4 separate regions of the Homo sapiens genome follow, and all the other regions are linked to region 2. A link is a contact called in ENCODE Hi-C or POLR2A ChIA-PET data. All regions are on one chromosome and are shown on one strand. Each heading gives the region's core, a stretch centred on a gene start or an enhancer-like site at or near the end of the contact. The rest is flanking DNA. Distances are from core to core; before and after follow the strand shown. Region 1 overlaps TNIK (TRAF2 and NCK interacting kinase). Region 2 holds the start of ACTRT3 (actin related protein T3). Region 3 overlaps GOLIM4 (golgi integral membrane protein 4). Region 4 holds the start of TNIK (TRAF2 and NCK interacting kinase).

Evidence for each region. A loop is a pair of places that touch in the nucleus more often than their neighbours do. ChIA-PET counts read pairs that join two places held with the same protein, here RNA polymerase II (POLR2A). Pooled maps may share reads with other maps.
Region 1: a map of naive thymus-derived CD4-positive, alpha-beta T cell shows a loop between it and region 2 (4-fold over the local background). The contact joins the enhancer-like site here to the promoter of ACTRT3 in region 2. A Hi-C loop is called at or near these places in 1 of 168 maps with a recorded cell type or tissue (naive thymus-derived CD4-positive, alpha-beta T cell) and 5 of 50 pooled maps. POLR2A ChIA-PET finds 5 or more read pairs at or near these places in 1 of 52 experiments (activated CD8-positive, alpha-beta memory T cell).
Region 3: a map of heart right ventricle shows a loop between it and region 2 (6-fold over the local background). The contact joins the enhancer-like site here to the promoter of ACTRT3 in region 2. A Hi-C loop is called at or near these places in 1 of 168 maps with a recorded cell type or tissue (heart right ventricle) and 4 of 50 pooled maps. POLR2A ChIA-PET finds 5 or more read pairs at or near these places in 2 of 52 experiments (A549 and Caco-2).
Region 4: a loop to region 2 is called in a map of CD8-positive, alpha-beta T cell, with 11 times the contacts of the local background. The contact joins the promoter of TNIK here to the promoter of ACTRT3 in region 2. A Hi-C loop is called at or near these places in 4 of 168 maps with a recorded cell type or tissue (CD4-positive, alpha-beta memory T cell, CD8-positive, alpha-beta T cell and naive thymus-derived CD4-positive, alpha-beta T cell), 1 of 37 single-sample maps with no recorded cell type and 16 of 50 pooled maps. POLR2A ChIA-PET finds 5 or more read pairs at or near these places in 1 of 52 experiments (activated CD4-positive, alpha-beta T cell).

Annotation. Positions count from the first base shown.
Region 1 is chr3:171,259,809-171,262,508 of GRCh38, forward strand. All of the region lies in intron 2 of TNIK (TRAF2 and NCK interacting kinase), which reads right to left. Among named protein-coding and RNA genes, the nearest start is that of MIR569, 150 kb to the left of the region's middle. Within about 2 kb of position 1,268, at least 3 of the 41 ENCODE cell types and tissues checked have a DNase peak (open chromatin) inside an H3K27ac peak, as active enhancers do.
Region 2 is chr3:169,768,158-169,770,857 of GRCh38, forward strand. It overlaps ACTRT3 (actin related protein T3), which reads right to left and starts at 1,404. Exons shown (of 2, transcript NM_032487.5): 1 at 1,164-1,404; 2 at 1-193. The coding sequence starts at 1,363. RefSeq lists enhancers at 127-271, 1,133-1,392, 1,484-1,628, cis regulatory regions at 199, 1,556 and a silencer at 1,473-1,542.
Region 3 is chr3:168,048,167-168,050,866 of GRCh38, forward strand. GOLIM4 (golgi integral membrane protein 4) reads right to left here. Exons shown (of 16, transcript NM_014498.5): 2 at 125-199. Among named protein-coding and RNA genes, the nearest start is that of GOLIM4, 46 kb to the right of the region's middle. Within about 2 kb of position 1,410, at least 2 of the 41 ENCODE cell types and tissues checked have a DNase peak (open chromatin) inside an H3K27ac peak, as active enhancers do.
Region 4 is chr3:171,458,984-171,461,683 of GRCh38, forward strand. It overlaps TNIK (TRAF2 and NCK interacting kinase), which reads right to left and starts at 1,422. Exons shown (of 33, transcript NM_015028.4): 1 at 1,024-1,422. The coding sequence starts at 1,080. It overlaps LOC102724479 (a long non-coding RNA gene), which reads left to right and starts at 235. Exons shown (of 3, transcript NR_189068.1): 1 at 235-408. RefSeq lists a silencer at 1,052-1,111 and an enhancer at 2,123-2,623.

The sequences.
Region 1 (2,700 bases), core at 18-2,517, 1.5 Mb after region 2:
TCACCCAGTGCTCTTCAAGAGATCCATTACATCCCTCTTCTTGCCCTCATTTACTAAAGCCCTCAAGGTATTAATCTGTAGTGCAGAGCTTGGCTGTTGCGTGCCATATAAGAGGATGTGACAATCCTTTGCTTGTCCAACCTTTAGTTAGCCTTCTGAATCTCCTCCTAGGCCCATCTATGCACTTCCTTGTAAAATCCAGTTTTAGCAAAAGAACCCTGCTAAGTCAGTTTAGCTAGAACCACCTATCCTCAATAGCTGATAATCCCTGTTATCTGATTATGTTCCTCATCCTCCACCATGCCCCAGGTGATGTCTGATCACCCGGGCTTGTTTTCAGCAAGAGTCCTGTTAGGTTGCTTAGCCAGAATCCCCCTTAATCCTGAAGTTTCCTCTTAGTAGGTTTCCACCTGCTAACCCCCACACAGCACCTAGGCTATAAATTCCCACTTGCTCAAGCTGTATTCAAAATTGAGGCCATTATTTCTCTCCCGCTGCAAGATGCTATTGCAATGGTTCCTGTGCCTCTCCCAATGACCTTGAATAAAGTCTGCCTTACTGTGCTTTTCCCAGTGTCACTGAATAACTTTTTTCCCTAACAGATGAAAACCTGGGGAAATGGCATCCCTTCCCATCCCCACCTCCTCCCCAAGAGACACACACATTTTAATGAAAGCATTAATTTCCAAGAGGGGAAGGATGTGTTGATTTGGCCGGGGTGGATGGAGAGAGTGACTAGGGTACAGAGGCTCCCATAATTAATAGCATCTTTGTACTATGAGTTCTGTGGAGCTAAATTGACATGCTCTTGAGAAAACAAGGGGTTTGAGCTCAGCTCACAATGGTGGCTGCACCATCTGGTTTCCAATGAGTTGTTTTTAGCTAAATTTTCAGTTAGGCTCATTAAAACCTAAGACACTTCAGTGTTTAGTTTAAACAAATGGGCTCACACAGCCCATTTTAAAAACTCAATAGAACCTTCCTTTCCTTTAATGGCTAAAATGCTTTACAAAATTCCTTGGGGTCAAATAGGATGTTTTTCCAAAGCTAGTTGTTTAAAGCTATTCCTAAGTAACTTCTCACAAGATAACGAGGGTTATTACCGAAATATTGCAAATTTTATTTTCAAATATTTTCCTAAAGTTTCTCTTATATAAAGGTTTATCTTACATTAGGTATTTTAATAAAAACCTATCACCACTAGCAACAGATTACTTAAAAGCTTATGAGTCACATTTCAAAGAGATTTTGTCGGCTCTCCTTTCTTCCTCTATCAAAAGCCTACTGTGTGGAAGGATTGAGGTCCTCTGCCTGGTCTCCAGCCTCAGCTTTGGTGCCATGCCTCTCCTCCCACCTTCACCCATACAAGGCTACTCTCTTGCCCTTTGTGGCTATAGCATTTCTCCCACCCTTCTATACTATGCCACATCTTTACACCTTTGCTCATGCTGATTGCCTTCCCTTTTTTTGCTTAGTAAACAGACATACATATTTTATGATCCAGCCCAAGCATTACTTTCTGTGTTCAAGTCTTCTTGATATTTCTCCCCAAGCAAAATCGATTGCTTCCTCTTCTCCTTATACATAATTTTAGTCACAACTTCCCACTTACTTATTTGCATGCCTGTCTTCCCTACTAAATGTCAATCTACTTTCAAACAAGAACCCCAGCAGGAATGATAATTCCTGGTAAGTAATCAAGAAATGTTTGTTGGTTGGATGGATGGATGATGGATGGATGGATAAATGAATATCATTTTTGATAAAATCAAGGCAAACAGCCATGTCATAATTCCGAGTGTAAAGAAATCTATTTTAATTTCCTGTCTTCCTGTACAGAGTATGACTTCCTTGTATAAATATGACTCATTCATTCAACAACTGAGCACCCAATCCTATGGGTCATTGCTTCAGGTGGTGTGGCTACAGCAATGGGCGAGGCACCCTCTTCTAATGAAGTTTGAACAAATAAATAAACAAATGCAGACCATTTCAGATAATGATGTGTGTTATTCAGAGAATCAAACAGGAGAGAAAACACAAGGGCTGGATGGTTTGCCGGGAGGAGACACAAAACTTTGGTTTGGGTAGAAAAATCCTCTGTGAAGAGGTGACATTTGAGCTGTTTCCTGGATAACAAGACGCCAGGTTTTATGAACAACTAGGATCAAATATGAATACTATTATTTATAACCTTTTCAATCCTAACCCAGCAGCGGGGTCAGTGGTTAGCCACTCTGGGGGTCACTGGGAGCAAGATAGTGACAGTGGCCTCACTCTGCTCACCTCTCCAAGGGAGTTTTCACAACTGTGCTGATGAACCATGCTAGAGTGAGGGCAGACTGACCTAGACCTAGAGGCTTACCTTCCCTTCGTTTTGTTTAGAAAAACTGTCTGCTCAGTTTGATTTCACTGACCTTTTTAATAAAACAACCAGATTTAGTGTTTGCCTGTCCTCATGTACCCCTCCCATCACATCACACCCCACCCCACCCCACTCCACCTCCTCTGTGATATCAGCCTGAATGTCATTCTTCATCACTTTCATCTGAAAGTGATTAGATTGACAGAAAGAACAAAAGCTGGTGTTTCACATCTCAATTTGTCTTGTCCCCCAGAGTCCATAAATCAAACAAAAATTCTACACAGCTCCTTAAAATACTCTGAAAGATAAAAGATCAATGTCTGGAAGCAACTTCT
Region 2 (2,700 bases), core at 154-2,653:
GAAGGCAGGAACACCCAGATGCTCAAAAAACATTTCCGTGATCTGTTGCCGGTTGGCCAGTGGGTTCAGCGCTGGCTCAGTAATCAAGACTGGGCCATCACACGGCTTCAGCTTTAGGTTATAGTCATAGATATGCTTCCACATGATCTCCATGTCCTCCCATGAAGTAATGAGACCACGCTCCACTGGGTAACTGTAAGGAAAGCAATAAGATCAATGACAGCTTTTTATTTTTCTAGTTTCTATTGTCTTCGACCCTCAGTTAATTCCCCGCGTTTATTACCAATATCCCTTTATGGGCAATAACTGCCACAGCCTCTCACAGCAGGTAAGTGTCAGCCAAAAATAGCACAGCTACTTACCTCTGCAATTTTTTTTTTTTTTTTTGGAGACAGAGTCTCGCTCTGTCACCCAGGCTGGAGTGCAGTGGCGCGATCTCAGCTCACTGCAAGCTCCGCCTCCCGGGTTCACGCCATTCTCCTGCCTCAGTCTCCTGAGTAGCTGGGACTACAGGCGCGCGCCACCACGCCCGGCTAATTTTTTTGTATTTTTAGTAGAGACGGGGTTTCACCGTGTTAGCCACGATGGTCTCGAACTCCTGACCTCGTGATCCGCCCTGCTCGGCCTCCCAAAGTGCTAGGATTACAGGCGTGAGCCACCGCGCCCGGCCTACCTCTGCGATTTTTGTTGCTTTCCATTTTCTCTGTCCTTTGGAACCTTGTGACTTTTAAAAAATTGGGAAATGTCCACATTATAGTATAGTTTAAATGTCAATTGAAGAGAATAACCCAAGTGACAAAAGGGACCATGAGTTAATATTCTTAAATGAATTCGTTCGATAACTTTATACGTTTTAATACATTTGTATAGCCACAGAGAGCAAAATGTTCAGTTTTTAGATGTGTGGTACCCTTGGAGATTTGTGGCCCGTGCGTTTGTAGTAATTCCAGCTGGATGGGGCTTTCCAGCTCCCGGCTTTCTTATTCTTTCTGTCCCCATTGCGCACCTCCTTTGGGGTCCTTTCCTGCCCCCCGACAACACCCCCAGTCCCCCCACCCCCAGCCACCCCAGCCCCACCCCCCAACCTCCCCAGCCCCACCCTACCCCACCCCCACCCCACCCACCCTCCCCAGCCCCAGCAGCCTGCTGGGAGAAGGAGGTACCTGATGAACAGCGAGCTCCTCCAGTCCTGAGCTTGGTCGCCCACGCAGAGTTCTAGCCCGCCCTGGGCCGCGCGGCTCTGGCCCTTGGCGCGGCCGATAATGTTCGGGTAGATAAACTGGGGCTCCCGGCACCCAGCCACGCCCGCCTTGATCATTCCCGAGCCGTTGTCGATCACCACCGGTAGCTGGCAGTGGTTCATGCCGCCGCTGCTGCCGCCGCCTCCTGTCTCTGAGCCGCTCTAGCTACGGGCTCGGCCGGGGCCGAGTGCCTGGAACGCCGCGTCACAGAGGCCCCGGCACGGCCGGGTGAGGCCAGAGTCCTGGGGGCGCAGGCAGGGGGTCGGCAGGGCCCCAGGCGGAAGGACTCGCTGGACGCACCGTGCTCCTCATGTTACCGCCCGCTATTGCTTCTCGCAGGAATTGGGCCACCCCAACACCTGGAATCCCGGAATCCCAGTATCAGGAAAACCCGACTTTCGCATCAAAAGATTCAACTCTAACCCTTCACAAGTGCATTTCTCAAATACCCAGAAGAGCTATAACAGCAGTTTTATTTTCCAAAGCCACGGAATTCTGGTTAACTGGTGGCGGTTCCGGGGAGTTCTAGAATTCGCCCTTGAAACTGGGGAAAAATGAGACTTAAGAGGAGAAAGTTGTTGCAGGAAGGGAGGCAGTGTCTGCTTCTGAAATGTTAAACTTCTAAAATAAGGAGAAAAATGCTGGAATTTAAATGAGTTTTAAGTACGTTTATTATTGTTTCTGTACCTTGGGCAATGCTTTGTTGTGTTTCTTCCTGTGATTTCCAAGCAAAATGTACGCAATTAAAACAAAATAGTAGTTCCTAGCTTAAATATGTAAATAAATATAAATTTATATATATTTATATAAATATATATAAATTTAAATATAAAATATTAAAAAATATATAAATTTATATAATTTATATAAATATATGTTATATTATATAAATATATTTATATATTTATAAAATATATATTTATATATTTAAGCAAGGATATAAATCGAAATATATATATTTATATTTATTATATGTATAAATATAAATATATAAAAATTTATATTTATATTTATTATATGTATAAATATAAATATATAAAAATTTATATTTATATATCATAAATATAAATATATAAAAATTTATATTTATATATCATAAATATAAATATATAAAAATTTATATTTATATATCATAAATATAAATATATAAAAATTTATATTTATATATCATAAATATATAAAAATTTATATTTATATATCATAAATATATAAAAATTTATATTTATATATCATATATAAAAATTTATATTTATATATCATATATAAAAATTTATATTTAGATATCATATATAAAAATTTATATTTAGATATCATATATAAAAATTTATATTTAGATATCATATATAAAAATTTATATTTAGATATCATATATAAAAATTTATATTTAGATATCATATATAAAAATTTATATTTAGATATCATAAATAAAAATTTATATTTAGATATCATAAATAAAAAT
Region 3 (2,700 bases), core at 160-2,659, 1.7 Mb before region 2:
CACCTATCTGACTTTGGGTTGATTTGAGAACGATCTTAGCCAAAAAAAAATTGTAAACCAAGTATATGATACGTCAAAGAAGAGTACTGGAAAAACACAGAACACAAATTATGTATTTACTTACCTTCCTTTGCTTTTTTATGTTCAAGTCTTTCTTTTTGCAAGGATTTCTCTAATCTTGATCTGTGTTCATATACAACTGGAAAAAAAGTTAACATTTTTGTCTTCAAAGAATTAGAAATTTAAAACTAAAATTAACATCAATTTTTAAAACAGGAAGAAAACAGTGTAGAGTCTTTACACAATTTAAATAAAAACATATGTGTTTTAAGTTCCCCTTTCCAGGTAAAGAACAGACATACTAATAGGCATTATTCTGGGCTGGCTCCCATCCAGCCTGCCCTTTTCTAAAGCCAGTACTCTGAATGATGCTTCCACCTTCTTTGCCAGCTCCATTTCCTTCTAGGCCTCTTAAATGCAAGTGTCTTTTTGAGATCTTTTTCCTCCTGTCTTCCTGGGCAACCTTGCTCAATCTCCTGACTTTTAACCATCATCTGCAAAGCAGTTACCCCCACATCTACACTTCCACCTCTGGCTTCTCTCTGACTCTAGAAGGGTATTTTCTCCTAAATATTCCATAAGTACTACAAAGTCAACATGATCTGCATCTGAATTAAGGCTGCCTGGATCCATAAGGAGACCTCAGCAGCATACCACTGGAATGAAAGAGGAGGTGTATCTCCTCCCTCCTCCCACGTCAAGGAAAACAGACTAGAGAAGCACAGAAATAGAGAAGGAAGGGACTCTCCAAAGAATTTATAAAAGGGTCCACAAAAGAACTAGTCAGGTTCACCATCAGCCACAGCCAGAAGAAACCAGCGGCAAACCGATGTTCGGTTCTGTAAGACCTTTCTGCCCTTTATCCTCCCTCCCCACCCAGTCTACTCTGAAGAATCCAGAGTCGCCTGGTGAGCAGGGGAGGAAGAGCAGACATGTCTGGCAGACAACAAGGGAGAAGAGGCATACCACAACACTCCTTCCCACTGCAGGCTCCACACCTACAGCAAGCAGAAGCTGGACAGGAGGGAGAAGCCTTACCTTTGAATTAACTGTCCTGGACTAGACCAGACATAACAATTAATGAACCAAGACTGTGTGTTTATGAATACAAGTTTTGAACTATTTTTTGCTTTTAATCTGAGAGAAGTTAGTGAAGCAAACAAGTTTGTCTAAGATTTCATCCAGGAACAGAAAACTCAGCTCCACAAAATGGTTTGAATAGGCACCGAGGGAGAGAACAGAGTAAATTAAAATTCTGATCTACCCTTTGAATCCTGTTTGTTCAGCATTATGGTCAAATATGATCTCATTCTTGGCAGGCTAAGCCAAACGTGTTACTCCATTCTTTGGCCAGTCACAAGCTCCCCGTGACTACATACAATTTAAGCATCAATCACTGGTTGACCATATACAATTCACAGAACAGCCCCAACACTACTGGCTGCTGCCAAAGTCATCAGGGTCCCAGAAAACTCCCTTTCCCCATCCCTGCAGCAATCCCTTGCTGCTTAAGGGATTCCCTGCCTCTCTTCTTGCCCTTTCTCCATTGTTATGATGGCCAACAACCACCATTGTCCTCTTTTCAGGTTGGCCATCATCTCCTGCGTTCTATAGCTTCTCCCCACACTGTGTCTTTTCTTGTCATCCCATATAAAACTTCCATTCTCAGGACTCCATCTACTATCACGATAGACCCTACCTCTATTCACACCTCTGCTAACATCTCCGTCTCTAACTCCTAGAATGCCTGTGACCACTCAAATTTGTATGGTGTGGTCCTCTGATGACATGCATACCCCAATCTCAACTTTTCCCTCATCCGTAGGCAGTCATTGCAATAATCCCTGCCCCATCCCCTTCCTCTACCAGGGTTCCTTTTCCATTCACCAGATGATCCTTTCCCCCTGCATTATTATTATAAAGGAATTCAATATAACTCTATATCTATGGCATCTCTACCATGTACCTGGACAGAAGTGTAAAACTGGGATAAAAATAGTTGTGTTCCAAAAAGTTTGGTTCCAAGTCCACTGCTAAAAAGTAATTTTTTTTCAAACATATACATGTATGGAGTGTAAGCCCCTTGGACAATTACTAAAATCCTTTCAAAACTAAGAGGTTCCTTGGATTACTACTAATAGCCCCATCTTAAATTAAGTTTGGAATAAAGAAAGGAAAGTGTAAGATTAGCCCTATAGAACATCACGAAGCCAGGCCCTGAACTGTGCACTCACAGTCTTTGAGAATTTCACTGAGGTGGGGGAAACATATAGGGAAAGAGCTAAATTACAATACTATCATGATAAAACAGAGGCAAGAATAGGATGCTCAGGAACACGTAAGCTCCCCAGCTGGAAGGAAAAACACTCCCTTCACCGCCAATCCACTGGCCAAAGTTCTCACCGTCTGGGTAGAAAGTTATAAGGGCATAAATATGCCAGTTAAAAGTGAATCTGATTGCACTAATGGACATATTATAGACTGAATTTCAGCAATCATGCAAAACTTTCAAAGAAAGGAACAGGTGAACTATCCAAGATCCTACAGCAGCAAAGTCCCCAGTATAGGCGGAAACAATTCTAACCTAGCAACACCTATAATAATAATAATAATAATAATAATAATAATAATAATAATAAT
Region 4 (2,700 bases), core at 172-2,671, 1.7 Mb after region 2:
CCCCAAAGGAGTGTGTTGGGATCGGGAGTTGGGGGTGGGGAAGCGTCGAAGCAGCACTTGGATTCCTGGTATTCTGATCTCAAAACAACAGCAAAATGGATTCTATATCAGTGATGTCTTAGTCAATACAATGAAACGGCGTCTGAGGTAATTCACGTGAAGGTAAACGCAAACCAGTGGGGCTGGGGGGAGGGAGGTGCTCTACAAAGGACTGGCCACAGACACGGGGAAAACACACACAGACACACACACACACACACTCGCACACACTCCAGGGAGTTCCGGTCTGATTGAGGAAAAGCAGAAAACACATCCCTTTCACCTGCTTAAGTTCAGCCATAAAACTGAAACGTTACAGCCACAAAGTCAGAAAGAACAGGCAGGGCTGAGTTAAAGCCATAAATAAAGGTGAGTGGCAGACTGGCATTTAAGGGAGCGCTGAGAGGGCGCCCGGGCGCGGGAGGTAGAAAAGGGGGAGGGGGAGGCAGTTGCCATCTACAAGACCAGCATAGCAATAACTGCCCCCTTGGAGCGGCAGGTTCGGCTTCGCGGGGACAGCCAGCCTCACAATGTCATCTTGCAGGTAGCTGGAAAACGTGAGGGGCCAGTGCCTTTATTCACGCTGGCATTCTTTTTGCAGAAGGGACAGTCGGGTCTCGCGCCTTGGCACCAGACAACTGCCCGGGGCGTGTACACACACACACACACACACACACACACGCACACACGCCTTTCATTTTAATGCTCTTACACCGGTATAAGATGAAACTGGCATAAGCTCTACGAGCCCTCGGGAGAGCCTAAGCCACGGCCAGAGGAAGACACGTACCGCACAGCCCCTGCCGTAGGGGCTCAGCCAGGAGCACCTCAGCAACCCCGAATCAAAACGGGAATCCAGGTTCCCTCCCCGACGCATTCTCCCGCTGCTGTCCCCCTGCCCCAGCCCCAGCCCCCAGTCCACGCACCGAGCCCATTCACCCTAACCCAAACCACTGGAAAGAAACCAGAAAACGTCCTGCTCACCCTCAGAGCCGAGAGATCTATTTCATCCAGGCTTCGAGCCGGGGAGTCGCTCGCCATGTCTACTTCTTCGCTGGAGAAATGGACCAAAACCACCCCGAAGCTTTTCCCTTGGAAATTCCACCTTGGTCTATTTCACTCGCGTCCTCATGCGGGTGTCGCGCCAGAGGCCCCGGGCCCAGCCTCCCCCGCCCACCCCAGCCCCACAGCGCCGGATCCCGATCCTCCGCGCGTCGGTCCGCCGGGTCCGGGAGCCCAGCCTGCGCGGATCTCCAAGCCCCGAGCAGCGGTGCGTGTGGGCTGAGCGCCCCGATCGGCTAAGGGCGCTGGGGCTGCGTGGGTGTATTTAAATGGGACATGCTTCTTTGCTTGTGCGTGGATGGCGGCTGCATTGGCTGTTATAATGAGACACATCAACTCCTCCACTCAGCAGGGGGAGGGTGGGGGTGGAGAACCACGCAGAACTGTCTATCACCGCTTCCTGGGAGGAGTGAAGGGGGAGTGGGGAGGCGGAGGAGGCGTGGTCTTGGACTGGGGAGAGGCCGCGCTTCCTGACCCGGTCCCTCTGCACCAGCGTGGAGGGGGGAGGGGCGCGCACCCTTTCCGCCCAGGCTTTTGCGGGCTCCTCGGGCCGAACCCGAAGGGGCTGTTCCTGAACCTTGACTTGTTATCATAGGGACCCAAGCTCTATTTTTGTGTGGCCAATTCGTGCACTGCAGCAAAATGGCCCTTCAGTCGCGTCTTGGGGTTTCTCCTCGGTTCAAATGCTCTCGCGCTGAGAAAAAGCCGGAGGAAAAAAAAGCGACACCCTCCCTCCCCCATTAATTATTTGTGGGGCCGGAGTAACGCGGGCTGGTGCAACCGGTGCATATAAGGACTTGTGTGCAAGGAAGGGGATCCGCCTCCAGGCGCGGAAAGAGTAGGGAAGAAGCGCACACGCACAGTGCACCCAGCTGGGCGCTTCGGCAGTTTGCAGCTGCGGCGGGGTCGGGTCCACCCGCGGTCCCCGGAATGCCGGACGGCTGATCCCGGGTGCTGGTCACTCGCCGATTCGGGGCTGGGAAGGTTTGCCAGAAGCGGGAAAGATGGGAGATCTGAGCGCTCTCTTGGCATCGCCACACCCAGGACTTGCTCGTGCCGCAATTCCCCACGGAAACAACCGAGTTGAAACGAGAAGCTTGCTCTCTGGGTGCAGTAGCTAGAAGGCTTCAGGTAACTCCAAAGCCAACACTGGGTGAGGCAACACACGCCGCCTCAGGACTCAGCATTTCTTTCAGGCTGCGTTTTCGTGGCAGACCTACCCAGATTGATGGAGAAAGTTTGGCTGGCGGATAAGAAGTAACGCGGAAGATGTGTACGTGAGAGCGATTTCACTTCACTCACTTTCTCATTTAAAGGTTGGATGTTTTACAGTGGTATACATGATTCTCCTTCTGTAATCAAGAGTGGGAAGTCGCTTCCCCCAATCCCCGCGCAGCCCTTCTTCTCCCGCCTTAGCCATGCAAAATACCTAGAAAGAAAACACTAAAACTGAACTTTTTTCCAAATACAGCAGTAGCTTTGAAAGCATTCTTTGCTCCTCTGTTAACAGCAGAATGTAATTCTGACCACTGCACTGATGGTTTCTTAATCATGCAGTATGAAGATCAGCTTCAAAATAAGTCTTATGAATGAATGAAT